Linked DNA regions of Mus musculus: all the other regions are linked to region 1. A link is a loop called in an ENCODE intact Hi-C map of the cell type or tissue named here. Cell type or tissue: left cerebral cortex. All regions are shown on one strand.

Region 1 (4,000 bases):
ACATGTTCGTACACCGCAAAGCAGACTCTGGGTTTCGGGGATGGCGGGGGCTGCTGCTCAGATGTCTGAACAGTCGTAACGTGGGCTCTGAGCATATGGCACTTAACCACCTCCATGGGAACCGGCACTGTCAGGGCTCCACCAGCAGCCCATCGGCTCCTTGCTGAATTAGGAAATCAGAACCGCTCCTTGAAGTGATAGGGAGGAGCCAAGAAGCACCTTGCCTGGGAGGGCCTTAGATAAAGAGCACGACTCCAGGCTGTAGCTCAAAGCTGAAGCAAGCTTTACTCCAACAACTGAGGCGAGGGCAGGAAGCAAGAGCACGGGGCCGCCGGGTGCACACTGCAGTAGCTCTAACCACGTCTCTTACAAGAACCCAGCAGCCTCTCAAATCAGAAAGCTACTCAGAAGGGTCTGGCAACCATCCCGAATTGCCAGGGGAGCCATTTGGACTCTGCGTCCTTAAGACCTTCACCTGGGTTTCACCTTCAATCTGGAACAGAGGAGAGATCAGAGGTTTGCTGCCACAACAGTGCTAGGAGCCTCCAACAGACCCACATGTGCACTGGAGAGGCGTGATCCTCCCTGGCAGGGTTTTAGCCGAGGAGCTCTCTGCAAAGGCCCTTGACTTGAGCAGACCTGTTCAGGGTCCCAGAACCAGAGAGTAGAGTGAGACATACTTCTCCCTCCCCCTCCCAGAAGGTGATCCCCAAAGCTAAGAGATGAGTTTGCTCTCGTGTGAGCACCTACCAGGTGCCACAGCCTTGTGCAGGAAGCTCAGGAGGAAGCCTGCTGTGTTTATAGGCTGCACAAAGTCCCCACTAGGCTCCGATACACACCAGGACAGCCGAGAAATAGGACCCTGCAGCCTGGCTGAGGAGTTCCATCCCAAGAGGCAAGGACAGCAGCAAACGCCCACTGAAAGCTTTCAGAGGAACCTGTGGGTTGCAAGCACTCCAGTCCACTCGGAACTTGGCGTTGGTGCTCACCCAAGTCCACATACTGCCTGGCCCTGCCAGCCCCGAGCTGCACTTCTGCCCACTCCCTTGAAACCCACAGTTGTCTCCTACCTCTTCTGTACTCCCCCACCTCCTGCCGGTCCCCTCCTAAGATCCCAGTCTCCTCAGGGCTCTGCCCTCCCCCGCTATCTCATGGGTCTCCCTCTGGCTGCGGTGGAGACCCCCAAGGCCCAGGTGGCCCCACCACCAAGACAGCATCAGCTTCCACCTCTACTCATTCTACATAAAGCAGTTCCCTTGGCCTGACCACTCTCTGATTTATGCTACACTGCATGGAAACCCACAGAGCAATGACCAGGGCCTATCAACCACACATCGCAGCAGAATCTCACGCAGCACTTGTCCTCTCAAATGCCCCTCCTCTATTTGCTCCAAGTGCCAGGCCCCAGAGTTACCAGCCACTAGGATTTGGAGTCTTACATTTAAAGGTGGCATTCAAAGCCTTCCAATGTGTTCGTACATGTTGCTATAACTCATGAATACCAGGCTGAGGCTCCCAATCCATCAGAGAGACTCTCCCAGAGACAGCCAGAAATCTTCTTCCCCCAAACCTCACCAAGCACTATACCTTAATACCTATAATACTCTCTCATCAGATTTCCACCTCGTGGGCAAGGGTCAGAGAACACAGCCTGCGCTCCTGCTCACTTTTCTGTCTCATCTCTCCCTGCTCAAACCCTCCTTGCTCTGCCACTGTCACCAGTCAACATGGAGACAGCGTCCAGGCTCAACACTAGTCCTTTATTTGGGCCTGGGCCAGAACAGAAAATAAGTCTCTGAGCCTGAAGTGGGGAGCACAGCTCTCCAGGAGGAAGGCCCCCTAAGCCTGCACACACACACACACACACCTGTCCTGCTCTAGGAGCCTCTGAAAGAACATCAATGCTTGATGCCTAGGCTCTCAACAGGAAAGACCTAGTTCTTGTGACTGAGCCCTGCCACCTGGTGGTGGCACCGTGGACTGTATGTATGCCTCAGCAAGTCACTGGGCGACTCCTGAACACTTGGGACCAGCAGCCACATCTCTGTCACTGTTCCCATGCTGTGCCAGTCACTCTTCATTCTTAACAAGAGCTAAGTCAAACCCTGTAAGACGAACCCTATCACTGTCCCAAGAGCTTGGAGGAGTCCACTGACTTACCTAGTGTCAAACAGCTGAGAATGCTGAAGCTGCCTACAGAATCCACACTCCACTTTGTCCTGTCCCAAACCAGGAACTTCTCCCAATTCCTGGAGGTCCGCTCACCTCAGTTACCCAAGAAAGTGTTGCTTTCCAACATCCAACAATCAACCCAGAAAGGCTTATGGGAATAGTGGGGTAGAGAGTGCTAAAGACTGAACTCCAAACCCACCGTCAACTCCCCGTGCTCTGCATCCACAGATGCAGATGTTAAAGAACGGGCCGTAGGCCTAGGCCTGGTACCAGGGCCTGGCCCCCAGCTAAAGTCAACCTTCTACGTGGTTCATGGCTCTAGGCAGAGCTGTGGAAGATAACATGAGACCAAGGTCCCACCAACCTCTTTGGGCAGCCCTGTCTCCTTGACCCCGGAAAGTCATCTCTGTCACAGGAAGAGATGAGTAGTATGGGGGTATCAAGAAGTAGGTCTCGGTACAGTCCTAGCCAGAAACTCAACCAAGACTCCACAGCTACAGTGTGCGTGAGACTCTGCTATCTCATAACGGGGCACCACCTGACCAACTTTCCAAGCCAAGATGACTATAGCGACAACTACTCATCCTGGCGAACCCCACAGCAACAGGAATCCTCCCAGCTCGGGGCTGTCCTTGAGCCTATGTAAGCACCACAGCAATGAAGCAAATGGCCGGCCCTAGCACGGTCTCAGCAGTGGCTGCCTGTGGGTCTGGGACACTGCTCAACACTCACACTGATAATGCTGCAACAGCCGATGAGTCCGCGCATCCCACACCTTCACCGTGTTGTCCATGCCGGCAGCAGCAATGCAGGTACCACTGGGGTGGAAGTCCACGTAGGTGACAAAACTGGAGAGACAGAGCGGTCAGATACCGTAAGAGGTCTTCCCTGTGTGTCCACTCACACAGATCCCTCAACCTGGAACATGCTGCTTTATCAGGTAGCCAGAGACCAAACAGCAAGTGACAACAGTGACCAGCAGTGACAAAAAGTAGACTTATCAGGGACCATGTCCCTCCCACCCATCTTTAAGTTTTTTTGAGGCAACACCTCTATATTCAGTATGTTGCCCTGGCCGGCCTTCTCACCTCCCTTCCTCAGGACTAAGATTACAGGTGTGTGTGTGTGTGTGTGTGTGTGTGTGTGTGTTCAGTATGTTGCCCTGGCCGGCCTTCTCACCTCCCTTCCTCAGGACTAAGATTACAGGGGTGTGTGTGTGTGTGTGTGTGTGTGTGTGAATGTAACACACCCAGCCCACTGCTGATTTTTTAACTACCAGTAGAGATAGCTATCTTCAGACCAATAGGTCAGCCAAGTTGCTCTAGAGTTCTTTTGCCAGGGCTAGCTCCACGACGGGTCCCACCAACTGGGGAGTGGGTGGGAGGGTCTAGCAGGGCTACAGGGCTGCTCACCCATCTGTCTTAGAAGACAGGTCAAGAGCCTTCAATGCAAACACTCAGGCACTCTGCAGGGGCCCCTGCTGGTGAGTCCTAGCTTAAGGATGCAGTCTGCTTAGACATGCAGAAGAGCTAAATCCCTGCTCAGAGGCAGGCTCCTCCGACTCTCATGTGTAATTTGGCACAGAATGTAGAGCCACTACCACGGTGACACTAAGTCTTAACAAGAAGTTTGGGGGGTTGATTCAATGCTCAGAGAGACACATTATAATTTTGAGAACTAGAAACTAAAAGGGAGTAAAAGAGGCCAAATTATTGTGTGACTTTAGGTAAAGGATTTCTGCTGTCCACGGGGTAAGGGTGGGGCTTAACTCTTCATCCACAAAGGAAAGGGAAAAGCTCCTAGGAAAAGCAGATGGCCCCAGCCCCGG
Region 2 (4,000 bases), 190 kb before region 1:
CAAGACATATTTTCGCCACGTAGCCCAGGCTGGCCTCAAACTCACAGATCTGTCTGCCTCTGCCTCCTAGGTACTGAGGAATTAAAGGTGTGCGCCACCACGCCCAGCACCACTTTTTGTTTAAAAAAAAAATCCCTTTTGAAAGAAAAGCTGTTTCAACCCTGAATTTAAGGTGTGTACGCATTTATTTTTACTTTCACCCAAGTTAGATCAGCAGAAGAAAACTGAGTGGTGCTTCTGTAGTTATCACATTTATTTCGTGACACAAGTTAAAAGACTTAAGAGGTGGTAAAGAATGGGCTGGAAAAAAATGGCTCATCGGCTAAGAACTCCTGCTGTTCTTACAGCGACCCTGGGTTCAGTCCCAGCACCCCTCAGGTGGCTCGCTCGCAACCCCCTGATGTGACAGTTCCAGGGGCTCCAATGTCCTCGGTCTCCCATGGGCATCAGCATGTACACACACACACATAAATAAATAAATAAATAAATAAATAAATACCCAAAGTGTTTAGCACAGGTCCTGGAGGCAGAAGCAGGCAATGTCTTTGAGGTTAAGGCCAGCCTGATCTATACAGGTTGTTCCAGGACAGCCATGGCTACGTGGAAAAACCTTGCCAAAAAAAAAAAAAAAAAGCTGAGCAAATTAAGGCACCACATATTCACTTTTAGAAGCAGAACTGATAGCCAGGTCTGTAATCCTGGCACTCGGGAGGCAGAAGCAGGCAGATCTCTTAAGTTCACGGCTACCCTGGCCTGTACCTATCACCTGCCGGTTTATCCTTTCTTCCTTCCACCCTGGCACACTAATACCCCAGATTTGTCTCTGGTCCCTGAACCTCTTCCCTACCGCTCCAGGACACTCCTCGTCTCTCCAGGCTCAACTTTTTAAAAGGCTTCTTCTGTTCTCACAACACATGTCTCCAAGATACACACCTGCAGACACTGACACGGCCTCTCTCCACTTGCCTGCTCACCCGTGTTCGCAACAGTGAAACAAGACCCTAATGTTAGGAAGGCTACATATGTGACAGTACAAAGCTGAAGCCTAGGATCATTCGAACCCAGGAGATCAAGGCCACCTTGGGCAAAACAACAGAGACCTCATCTCAAAAAGGTGCCCAAGGACACCAGTCGTTGTGGTACTGTGTGAAGATGGAATTAAGAACAGGAGGATGTGTTCTGTACCGTTCTCTCCTTGCCTCTCAATCAATCCAGACCTGTGCCTGCCTCCATGTCATAAAGCGAAAAAAGGTCCCAAGCTCTCCCTCCCACAGGAGCCCAGCGTCTTCCCCATAGACACATCAGAGATAAACGACGATATCTCACTGCCGGAAACTGGAGGGTAGACCCAGGATCTCGAGCCAAACACCCAGCTCTGTTGCCAGTCGCACTGAGTCTTCTAGTCACCACGAGCCTCCGTTTATCCTTCCTCCCGGTAAAAACTCACCTCTCGCTCTCAGAATCGCTGGAAATCTCTTCATTCATTTTGCCGCCACCCTTGGACTTGCCCCTGTCCGCAGCAGAGTCTACCTGGAAATCAAACGATCCTCTCTTGGTCACGAGGCCCAGGACTGAGAGAGGCAAGTAGCACCTGGCCCTGGCCAAGTAGAAGGTTTCCCAGGATTTGGTGGATAGAAGAAAAGAGATGTAGGCTTCCTTCTGACGGAGCCCTTGGCAAAGATACTTGCCCCGATGGGGGCCCTGGGATGGAACGATGGCTCTCCCAGGAGCTAGATCGGTCGCGCCCAAGAGTACACCATGCTCACCTTTCGCCGCCGCTTGCCGGCCACCGGAGCCGCCCCGGGCCCGGGAGCTGGCTTTGCCCGCTTACGAGTTGCCACGGCGGTCGACATACTGTTCAAGGTGCCGCTACCCCGAAGAACTCACATGGCTGCTAAACCCCAGCCGCATGGCAAGACCCGGAGCCCTGATAGGTTCCCACGGCGCAGCGGGCCCCACCTTCCGCAGCTCCATTGGGCCCTTGAGAAGATCCTGCCACGCCCCCAAACGTCTATTGGACCGACGCAGCTGGACACGCCTTCAAGAGCTCCTATAGGCTCCGGCGCCAGCCTGGAGTAGGAAGCAAGTCTCTCTTGCGATTTCCGGCCTGGGCCTGTGGCGCTTGCGCTCTGCTAACGCCTGACTAGCAGGGAGGGGTGGGGCCAGGAGGGCATGCGGTGCTTGCGTCTTATGGCCACAAGGTGGAGCCAGAGGTGCGGGGTTCTGTGATTTTTCCGCTGGAACAGCGATTGAAGCTAATACAACCAGACTCTAAAACTTAAGGAATGGAATTCAGGCAGCTCTGGAGAGGAGACAGCATCCGAACCCAGAGCCAAAATCACCGGGCAAATAATGGATATATGCTGTATGTGCCTAGTCAAAGCTGCATGAGGGGCCAGTCAGTCCGAGCGGCTTTGGATACGTCTACATTACTGTCATTTCATCTCTGGGACTGGCCACCAACCTCAGCCTACCCAGCCTCTGACTCACCCCACTAGCGGCCAAAAGCTGGAATTCTACACCACCCCCAAGCTCTTTCCCCTCCTCACGTGATTGCTGGGAAATCCCTACCAAAAACTAGCTGAAGGCTCACGAAGGGTCGCTAGATGGGATCCCAGACTTGGAACTTGTTTCTTAGGAGGCACATTCAGCATTCCTGATACCGGGCTGGATAACAGCCACCTCTTCCAGGGTCCTGTTTCATTTGGGTGAGTGTCCTTTGGCCCTGCCCTAGAGTCCTCTGCAGGGCAGGGAAGGGTGAGGTTAAAGTGGCTCTTGCTCTCTCTGGCACTTGAAAGCCTGAAACTTTGGCTGGCACCCCAGAACTCAGGACTGTTAGCAAAAGGCTACACCACTTGGTCCTAAGCTCTAGAGAGGTAGATCCAGCTGCAGAAGGGCAACTTATAGGGTCCTTCCCCTGTAGCTCAGATGATTCAGCCCAGCAACCTAGCCAGATGACTGACAGGAGGAGGAAATGTTCTAGAAGGGGAAGGGCCCCAGCGTGGGTGGGGTGAGCCGGCTTTCACTTTTTCTGCTGCCTCGGGGAACACCTCGAGCCAACTGCTTCCTAACTCCAGGGTGGGCAGAACTGACGGGCTCTAAGCTTCTGCATCTCTGAGGTACAAAGTGCAGGTTTGGAGATGGGGATATGTAAACCAAGGAGTAGGAGGCCAGCCTCCTAAAGGGCAAATCTGAACGCTCCCTACCTCTTGCCCCAGGAGAACCATGGCTCCAAAACGAAAGGCCTCTGTGCAGACTGAGGGCTCCAAGAAGCGGCGACAAGGGACAGAGGAGGAGGACAGCTTCCGGTCCACTGCCGAGGCTCTCAGAGCAGCACCTGCTGATAATCGGGTCATCCGTGTGGACCCCTCATGTCCATTCAGCCGGAACCCCGGGATACAGGTGAGCTGAAGCCATGTTCAGACCGCAGCCTTTTTGTTTGTTTGTTTTTGTTTGCTTGTTTTGTTGTGTTGTTGTTTTTCAAGACAGGGTTTCTCTGTATGGCCCTGGCTGTCCTGGAACTCATTTTGTAGACCAGGCTGGCCTCTGGCCTCGAATTCAGAAATCCGCCTGTCTCTGTCTCCCAAGTGCTGGGATTAAAGGCGTGGGCCACCACCGCCTGGCAGACCACAGCCTTCTTTCTCCTCCTTGGGTTCTCTGTTCTAGCCAGGGATTGCGTACCTGTCTTCTGAAGACTGCCAAGGTGGGCTGTTATTCCATTGGGTCAAGGTGTACCATGTCTGACCATCAGACACTAGGGTGCATCACACTCAAGGAAGGGGCCTGACTCAATTTCCCCCGGGACCCTCTTCCGTGTTCCCTCAAACTGAGCCCTCAGGGCAGAGCCAGGTCTTTTTTCAGATTCCCCCACCCAGGAAGCAGCTGCATCCTCTCCAAATTCCCAAGCCCACAGCAGGGCTTCATCACATCCAGTCAGACTGTGACCCTGCCCCCCAAGGGCAGAGACACCCAAGTGCCAAAGACAAGGCCCCCCCCATGA
Region 3 (4,000 bases), 130 kb before region 1:
AATATTTAGACTAGACTGACCTCAAACTCACAAGAGCTCTGCCTCTGCCTCCCAAGGGCTGAGATTTTAAAGAGCGCGCCATCTTGCTCAGCACTGCCTTTGAGGAAGTGGTTCTCGCCTTGACTCCAGCCTGCGTCAGGTCTTGTCCTTGACAAGAGCCTCTTGCCTTTCTCTGAACTATATAGTCTTCACGCTGAACTCAGCAGCGCAGGGGTCTGTTTGTCTCATCTTTGACGTAAGACAGAGAGGGATTAAAGCAAGGTGCAACAAGTCCAAGACAAACTCGGACTGAACAATCCTCCTCGTGCCGTCTTTCTAAACCATCCAGCCTTCTTTGGCCTTTTCAGATCCACACCTCAATCTAAGTGAGATTCAGAGGAGCCAGCTCAGCAAAGTAACATGTTAGCAGCATGTTTCATAGTACTGTGTGTATGTGGGGACCTGACATAAGGTTGAAGAATTAAATGCACACATTTTAAAAATGCAAGGTCTTTTTTTTGGTTGGGAGATTATTAATGACTGCTTCTATTTCTTTAGGGGATATAGGACTGTTTAGGTCATTAATCTGATCCTGATTTAACTTTGGTACCTGGTATCTGTCTAGAAATTTGTCCATTTCATCCAGGCTTTCCAGTTTTGTTGAGTACAGCCTTTTGTAGAAGGATCTGATGGTGTTTTGGATTTCTTCAGGATCTGTTGTTATGTCTCCCTTTTCATTCCTGATTTTGCTAATTAGGATGCTGTCCCTGTGCCCTCTAGTGAGTCTGGCTAAGGGTTTATCTATCTTGTTGATTTTCTCAAAGAACCAGCTCCTGGTTTGGTTGATTCTTTGAATAGTTCTTTTTGTTTCCTCTTGGTTGATTTCTCCCCTGAGTTTGCTTATTTTCCTGCCATCTACTCCTCTTGAGTGAATTTGCTTCCTTTTGTTCTAGAGCTTTTAGGTGTGCTGTCAAGTACCCCCAGAGCTTGTGTCTCTAGCTGCATATGTAGCAGAAGATGTCCTAGTCCGGCCATCATTGAGAAGAGAGGCCCCTTGGTCTTGCAAACTTTATATGCCCAAGTACAGGGGAAACACCAAGAAGTGGGAGTGGATGGATAGGGATGGGGGGGGGAGGGTATAGGGGGCTTTCAGGATAACATTTGAAATGTAAATGAAGTAAATACCTAATAAAAAATTGGGAAAAAATGCAAGGTCCTCTTTGACTGCATGAAGGATTCCAGGTCACCTTGGGGTAGGAGAGACCCTGACCCCACCCCACTCCCATTGTTTTCAAGCCACTGTCTGCTCACAGATATAGTGAGTGCCCTAATACAAGAGATATGCTAACAGTCATGAAGACTGGAGGCAAACAAAACAACAGGGAATGAAGGGTTAAAAAAATACAGCTCTTAAATTTACTTCCTGCCAAGGGTTTTCAAAGTCTCTCGGGGAAAGATGTGCTGTGTGAAACATTATCCCAGGTTCAGGCTCTGTTAGTTCCAGTAGAAGTGGGAGGTGTAGCCCAGTATATTGCTAGGTCCTAACAGACCACCTTTAGCTCCAAGTTGATTGCCCCTCTAGGACTAAGGTATTCCACGTGGGGAATGTGAGATTGTCCACAAGGGGGCAGTATGGGATCATAGACGAAGTTCAGCTGCAGCGGGCAAGCAGGCCAACTAATGGCAGCTCTGCTCCCTCCCTTGGGAAGATCCCACACCCATCCACCCAGCAGCCAGCAGATTCCCTTCTGACAGACAGATCTGCAGATACAGCCTGAGGACTTTAGGTTGGTTCCGATCACCCTGGACTAACGACTCCTATATCTTTCCCCGGAGAAGAAAAGGCCAATCCCTGGGCAGCGCTGGGCACAGCTCTGGGCCACTTTCAGGTTTCCCAAAGCCAAGTCTTCCAGTGGTTAAAGGGACAGACTTCAATACTTACGTTTAAATTCTGACTTCCACGGGCTAGAAGAGCATTTCCCCTCACTGAACCTCGGTTGGCAGCACCCAACACTGAATGAGCAGGAAGCTGTCCAGCACCCAGGCTAGAGGCTGAGGGTCGGCTCTAGATGTAGCACAGCGGCTGGGGTCAACCTGATGCCCTGGGCACCCACATCACGGCGGGGTAAACAGGGTCCTTCTGGAGAGCTTATGGTCTAGGTACACACTAGGATCCAGGGGTTTGTTTTCCTTGAGGCCATGCAAGAATACCAATGACATCCAGGTGACATAAAAGTCCCTGGCTTCTCTGACCAATGATTTACTTGGAATGTCAGGAGTCTGGAGTAGGGGTGGCTTTTCTGCTCCGACTCTCCTTGCAACCTTCAGCGGGCCCATAAAGGAGGTATGTGTTATGTGTGTCCGGGGGAGGGGGACAGGCTCCCACCAGCTCAAGTCAGGGCTGGGTTGTTGCTCTGGGAAGATGGGCTGGCAGGTGAGAACCAAGCTCGCTCAGAGTTAGAAACTGAGCAGAGGGGAGGGCGGGAGGGGAGGAATGGATGGATGAGGTGAGCTCAGCAAGACAGGGCAAATCCCCGAAGTGGCTCCCCTCTCCCACCTCCAGACACAAAAGGAGGGTAAGGCGACTCTTTTTTTTTTTTTAAAACAAAGAGTGTCAGGACAGGAAGACTGAAGCTCTGAAGCTGCAAGCTGAGAGGGACACCCCTCTCCTTTCCCTCCCCAGCAGCCTCCACTGACCCCAGCAATGCCGTTGCCTTGACAACCACAACCCCCTTCCAGTTCCCCTTTCTCCTGTAACCCCTTCTTGTCTGGATTCCCATCTCATCTTCTCCCCCCCTCCATCCACCTCCCTAGCCCAGGCTAAAGAGGGGCCCCCGGGGGGGGGGTAGGAGAGGGAGGACTCTGTTCACCAAGCAGCCCTGGGGTTAAAGCTTTGACTGCCTCCCTGGACCTCCCCTCCCTGGGGATCATCTGGAAGGCTCTTGGAAGGGGAGAGAGGGCAGGATGATGTGACCTTTCAAAGAATTCCTCTGAATGGATGATGGGACTATCAAGGCCCAAAGACTAAAAGCTTCAACTCTCTGAGCTCCAGCCCTCTTGCCTGAGGCTGTGACTCGGGAGCCTCCCTTGCCAAATTTAGGAAACCGATCCGAAGCAGGGGCCTGAAGATCAACAGCTCAGCAGCTAAGAGCACTGGCTGGTCTTCCAAATGTCCTGAGTTCAATTCCCAGCAACCACATGGTGGCTCACAACACAACCATCTGTAATGGGATCCTATGCCCTCTTCCGGTGTGTCTGAAGAAAGCAATAGCATATATTTTATATGTATATGTATATATACATATATATATATATATATATACACATACACACACACACACACATATATATATATGTGTGTGTGTATATATACATTTAAAAAAAAAACAGGCCTTATAGGTGGGGAAGATGAGACAGGGAAGGAGGTAGTTCTAGAGGCTGATTAGCGGGAGATCTGCAGGGATGCCCCTGAACTCCTCATGTGTCCCCTAAAAAAGGGGATGTGGCAGTGAGCGCTGGGACTCCCATCCCAGCACTGGGTAGGACACTCAACCAACTATCCAGGGAATGCTAAACCTTCCCACTTGCCTCAAGCTGGGGAAATTCTTGTGACACTGTAGGTACAAAGGGACCCTCAGGTGCCACCTGGCAGATTTGTAAGGCTTAAGTCCCAAACTCATGTCTGACTGGCAAAGCACTACTACCATCACCAAGTGGCTGGAGGCTGTGGAACAGGGCACCCAGAGTGGAGAGGTCGGGCAGAGAGGGAGCAGGAGATGGAGAAGAGGCCTGGGAGCCCCCTTGTGAAAAGGCAGGTCTGTGGAGTCAGACAGAGGGAGGAAGGCGTAGCAGGGTGGACAGAACAAAGGCCAGGTGCTCCCTACAGTCCTCCCAGCTGATCCAGACTTCTTCAATCCGTTACTGCATTTTTGAAACTCTAGAAAGCTGGCAGTGTGTGTGTGTGTGTGTGTGTGTGTGTGTGTGTGTGTGTGTGTGTTTCTCTGGGAAGCTTTGCATGGTT
Region 4 (4,000 bases), 83 kb before region 1:
ACGTGGACTCGAGCGTGTTGATCGGGAACAGGTTATGGTTGGTGGGCGTGGAGAAGTAGAGCTGCTCACTGGGTGCGTGGTTGTCGCATGGGCTGCTGAGCCCCAGCGTCCGCTCAAAGTCCAGCAGCTGCCCCATGAAGTTGAAGTTGGGCGAGATGTTAGACTTTTTCCTCTTGACGAAGTCATAGGCGTCGTTGAGGGACAGGTTCATCTTCTGCATCAGGTAGGCTACAGTAACTGTCACTGAACGGCTGATGCCTGCTAGGCAGTGCACCAAGACACCACACTTCTTGGAGCGGGCTTCATCTGAAACACAGGGACACGGGTCAGAGTAGAGCCATCTCCAAGGAACCCCTAGGACAGAAGGGCAGAGGCACAGGAAGGTGCTTTAAGGGCCTGATAAAGCCCAGCATGGATAGGGTGTGAGAGGACAATAATACCATGCTGATCACCCTGGCCACCAGTGGGGTCTCAGCATCCTCTGTTACACAGCTCAATTTAAGAGACAGGGTCTCTCTGTGTAGCTATGGCTATCTCAGAACTCACTCTGTAGACCAGGCTGGCCTCAAACTCAAGAGATCTGCCTGCCTCTGCCTGCTGGACTGCTGGAGTGAAAGGTGTCCCTGACTACTGCCCAGGTATTTGTCAGTGCTTTTGTAGGGACCTGAGGCAAGGGGGTTCACCAAGCCCAAATTACTGTCACCCCTGGGATCACTTCTCGTCCCACATGGCCACAAGTGGTACACAGGGTGTCACCCACATCCTCCTGATGACACCACAGCCAGGCAGCCCATCGTGTCAAAGCGAAAACGGATGTAGAAATGAAGCGACAAGGGCACACAGAGTGTCCTTCCACTCCGCACCTGCTCCCTTGGGGACTCCAGCACATCCTAGGATGAGGGTTTGGGGCAAGCACCTGTGCAAAGAAGTGGGCAGCTGGGCCCAGCATGGCCATGTACTATTCTACCCTCTCAGTCTCCTAGGTCCTAACTCCAGCTCCTGAAGACCCAGAGATGAGAATAGCATCTCCTGCCACGGGCAGTCCCTTTCCTCCCTACACCCTTCTAGGCTTCTCCAGGGCCACCAAGGACACCACTGTCTGAGACATAGCATGAATTCTGCAAATACTGACTGAGCTACTGAACAGTGCCACCGGGCTCTTCTCCCCTAGACCCTCCAGCAGTAGCTTCTTTCTGTACCACAGCTGCTAGGGGCATGAGCTAACAAGTGACAGTCCCAGGCTCCTTACGATCCCTGCCTCCAAGCCTCCTGTGCCAGGGACACAGCTGACAACTGATGCTCTCCTGTAGGACAGTTACCGGTTATTCTTTACTGTCTCTGGCCTGGCCAGGCTCCCCTCATCATCTCTGTTCACCTAGCAGACCTCCTAAGCAAACAGTAGGATTGGCAGCCTGGCCGATGGCTCCTGGTGTTAGGGGCAGGACAGGGGGCAGTTGTGGCTCTGTAAGGAGTCAAGTGGTCTGACTTTGAAATTTGGGAAAGGGGTGAGGGAAAAGCCCTCAGAGTGACACGGTAGGGTCACTCCCAGATGACCCACAGAGCTTTCGAAGTGTGGCTCAGGCCTGTCTCGGGGAGTCCAAATGAGGGAGTGGGGGGCCTGATTCACTTATCATCATATCTGGGAACCTTCTCTTCCACCTCTGCATCCTGGACTCTTTCCTTGGGTCTCACCAGAAATGGAGGAGATAATAAAACCATCCACAAGCCTGGCTTTAGTCCTGAGCAACCTGGGGTCCTTCTCTCTGTGCCTTCCCTTCTTGTGGGAGCCCAAATGCTGAGGCTGCACCTCCAGACTGCTTGGCTCTGTCCCCTGGGGCAGGCTTGGAAGCTCTAGGCAGCCCCTCCCCCAGACCTCAGCTTCCTTCCTTCCTCCCAGCCCGGGCACCTAGTTTTGGTTCCCTGTAAGCGGATGAGGCGGGGGAAGCCTCCCACTTCCTGTTGTTAAAGTTAGCCCAGCCCAGCTGACACTAAACGCCCTCAGCTGGACACTGTGGCCATCAATCTGGAAAACACTGCCCAGGTCCCCCTCACCCCGACACTGGAGGCTGGTCAGGCTCGCAGAGCATAAGGTTTCTGTTTATCCTGAGCCTGTGCCCTTTCCTGGCTGCCTGGTTAAGACCTGAGGCCAGAAAGGATGACCTCCAGGCCAGCTGGCCAAGGAGGGAGCAGAAGGAGGAGCCAGAGTCAGCTGAGGTCGGGGACAGAGACCTTCCTCAAGCTGCCTCCACCTTCTCTATGAGGCAGCTAAGAGCACCTGGATCCCACAGAGACACTGGAGGGCACCCCATGTCCAGAGCACTGTGTCAGGTTAGGGACAGTCTGGTTCCCTGGGCTACCTCCTAGCCCTCTCAGAAGCATAATAAAGCCAAAAGAGGCGTCGTGACAGCCCCATGCTGCAGAGACACATGTGCCGAGGCGTGATGCAGAGCTACTGAGACCCGTGGGAGTCTGTGAGCTGTGATGTTTCAGCTTGCTACGCCTGAAACTACAGCAAAGCCAGAAAAACACAGGTTGGACCATAGAGTCCAATAGGTACTGAGAGCTGGGGGAATCCAGGATTCAGGGGACTGCTCAGGTCCTAACAGGTAGAGGTGCCCGAGGGACTCCGTGAGTCACAGCAAGCACGGGTACACCCACGGGCACATGCCGGCACATGCAGTGCACACACAGGTCTCGACAGGCCCAGAGGTACCCAGTTGGGCAGGGGCGACACCCAGCGTCCCTCACACACCTTGCCTCGCTCACCCACCCACCCACCCACCCCCTCTGCCCAGACAAAGACACCTACCAATGAAGCTGATGGCCTCGGGGAAGAACTGAGAGAGGTTCTGGCTCCAGTGGTCAGAGATGGGGATTTGCTTGTAGGTGAACTCACCACCGTGCTCAAAGGCGTTGGGCAGGTTGGGTGTGACGTTGAGGATGTATTTGATGCCGTATTTGCCAAGTACATCCAGGTTGGTAGAGTCCTTGGCACAGCCGAGGTAGAGGTAGGGCAGGATCTGGACTGGAAAGGCCGGCTGGCTGGATGGTACAGGGCTGCCATCCGACTCAGTGGCACTGCTGGGCAGCTCTCGGTCCGACTCGCCGTCTGAGCAGTCAGAGCTGATGCGCAGGCCCCCCAGGCCCAGCACGGAGGTGGGTGGCGAGCCACTCGGGGAGGACGAGCTGTCCACGTTAGTCTCACAATGCTCGGAGTATTCCGTCTGGAACTTGTTGAAACCACCTGTGGTCAGGGCAAGATTGGGGGTGGTGGGTGGTGGGGTGTCTGGTGAGTCCAAATGGGCCACAAAAGACTATTAACGGTCAGGACTCACACAACATGTCCATGTCAAAGGACAATGTGACCATGCCTAATACATCACACACGGACTCACTCATGTTCTGGCCATCTAAAAAATCACCACTTCACAGTTAAGGGAACTGAGGCTTTGAGTGGGTTCTGTAACTGTTAAAGTATACTGGCCCTATGGCTTGATATAGAGCACCTGAGGTCAAGTACCAGCTCCTTTCTCTTCCATACCTCCCACATACATCAACACACCTGAGTGCTTGCTCAGTAGTGGCCAATGGGCAAAGAAAGGCCAACAAACCCATCGCAGGCCAGCACCTGTAGGTCAGCAAACCCCTATTCCAAAGAGAGAGGAGCCAGAACACCTATGGGCCTGTCAGAGGCAGAGTCCAAGCAACCACACTTGGGGAGGGTGGTGTGAAGTCCCTTTCCCCAGCAAGAGGGGAACCGGGTACTAGCGATTCACCTTCCCTGGACAAGCACCCGACACACTGCATGTGACTCAAAGAGAGGGGCCACGGGGGCTAGACAAGGACAGGAGAGACAAGGAACACCATGAAGCTAGACATGGCCCTGCGGCACCCGAGGGTGCCGCAGGACTCCCCTCCCCTCCCAGCCTGTCTGCTGCCAGCAAGAGGCCATTTTGGAATGTTAATTGGAAACACCGGCTGCAGCCAATAGCTCCCCTCA

Evidence for each region. Peaks named below come from ENCODE experiments on the same cell type or tissue, not always from the same donor. Only the 100,000 strongest peaks of a DNase experiment are listed, where the experiment ranks them.
Region 2: a loop joins it to region 1, with 6 times the contacts of the local background. A loop is called at or near these places in 12 of 42 quality-filtered maps.
Region 3: it touches region 1 in a loop (6-fold over the local background); 22 of 42 quality-filtered maps call a loop at or near these places.
Region 4: it touches region 1 in a loop (6-fold over the local background); 12 of 42 quality-filtered maps call a loop at or near these places.

Annotation. Positions count from the first base shown.
Region 1 is chr9:106,287,011-106,291,010 of GRCm38, reverse strand. It overlaps Poc1a (POC1 centriolar protein A), which reads right to left. Exons shown (of 11, transcript NM_027354.2): 6 at 2,905-3,020. Among named protein-coding and RNA genes, the nearest start is that of Poc1a, 8.0 kb to the right of the region's middle. In left cerebral cortex, CTCF peaks have their summits at 1,967 (motif pointing left) and 3,653; DNase peaks (open chromatin) are centred at 123, 932 and 1,954; H3K4me3 peaks cover 400 bases; H3K27ac peaks cover 1,946 bases.
Region 2 is chr9:106,475,201-106,479,200 of GRCm38, reverse strand. It overlaps Parp3 (poly (ADP-ribose) polymerase family, member 3), which reads left to right and starts at 2,252. Exons shown (of 11, transcript NM_145619.3): 1 at 2,252-2,708; 2 at 3,219-3,402. The coding sequence starts at 3,226. It overlaps Rrp9 (RRP9, small subunit (SSU) processome component, homolog (yeast)), which reads right to left and starts at 1,892. Exons shown (of 15, transcript NM_145620.4): 1 at 1,767-1,892; 2 at 1,448-1,530. The coding sequence starts at 1,853. In left cerebral cortex, a CTCF peak has its summit at 2,204 (motif pointing right); DNase peaks (open chromatin) are centred at 2,062 and 2,930; H3K4me3 peaks cover 1,886 bases; H3K27ac peaks cover 1,600 bases.
Region 3 is chr9:106,419,609-106,423,608 of GRCm38, reverse strand. Gm33616 (a long non-coding RNA gene) reads left to right here and starts at 2,105. Exons shown (of 3, transcript XR_001779299.2): 1 at 2,105-2,323. In left cerebral cortex, CTCF peaks have their summits at 1,591 (motif pointing right) and 3,172 (motif pointing left); DNase peaks (open chromatin) are centred at 1,630 and 2,305; H3K4me3 peaks cover 467 bases; H3K27ac peaks cover 1,357 bases.
Region 4 is chr9:106,369,945-106,373,944 of GRCm38, reverse strand. Dusp7 (dual specificity phosphatase 7) reads right to left here. Exons shown (of 3, transcript NM_153459.4): 2 at 2,810-3,244; 3 at 1-306. Among named protein-coding and RNA genes, the nearest start is that of Dusp7, 3.3 kb to the right of the region's middle. In left cerebral cortex, a CTCF peak has its summit at 2,012 (motif pointing left); DNase peaks (open chromatin) are centred at 2,455, 3,052, 3,690, 3,940 and 3 more places; H3K4me3 peaks cover 4,000 bases; H3K27ac peaks cover 4,000 bases.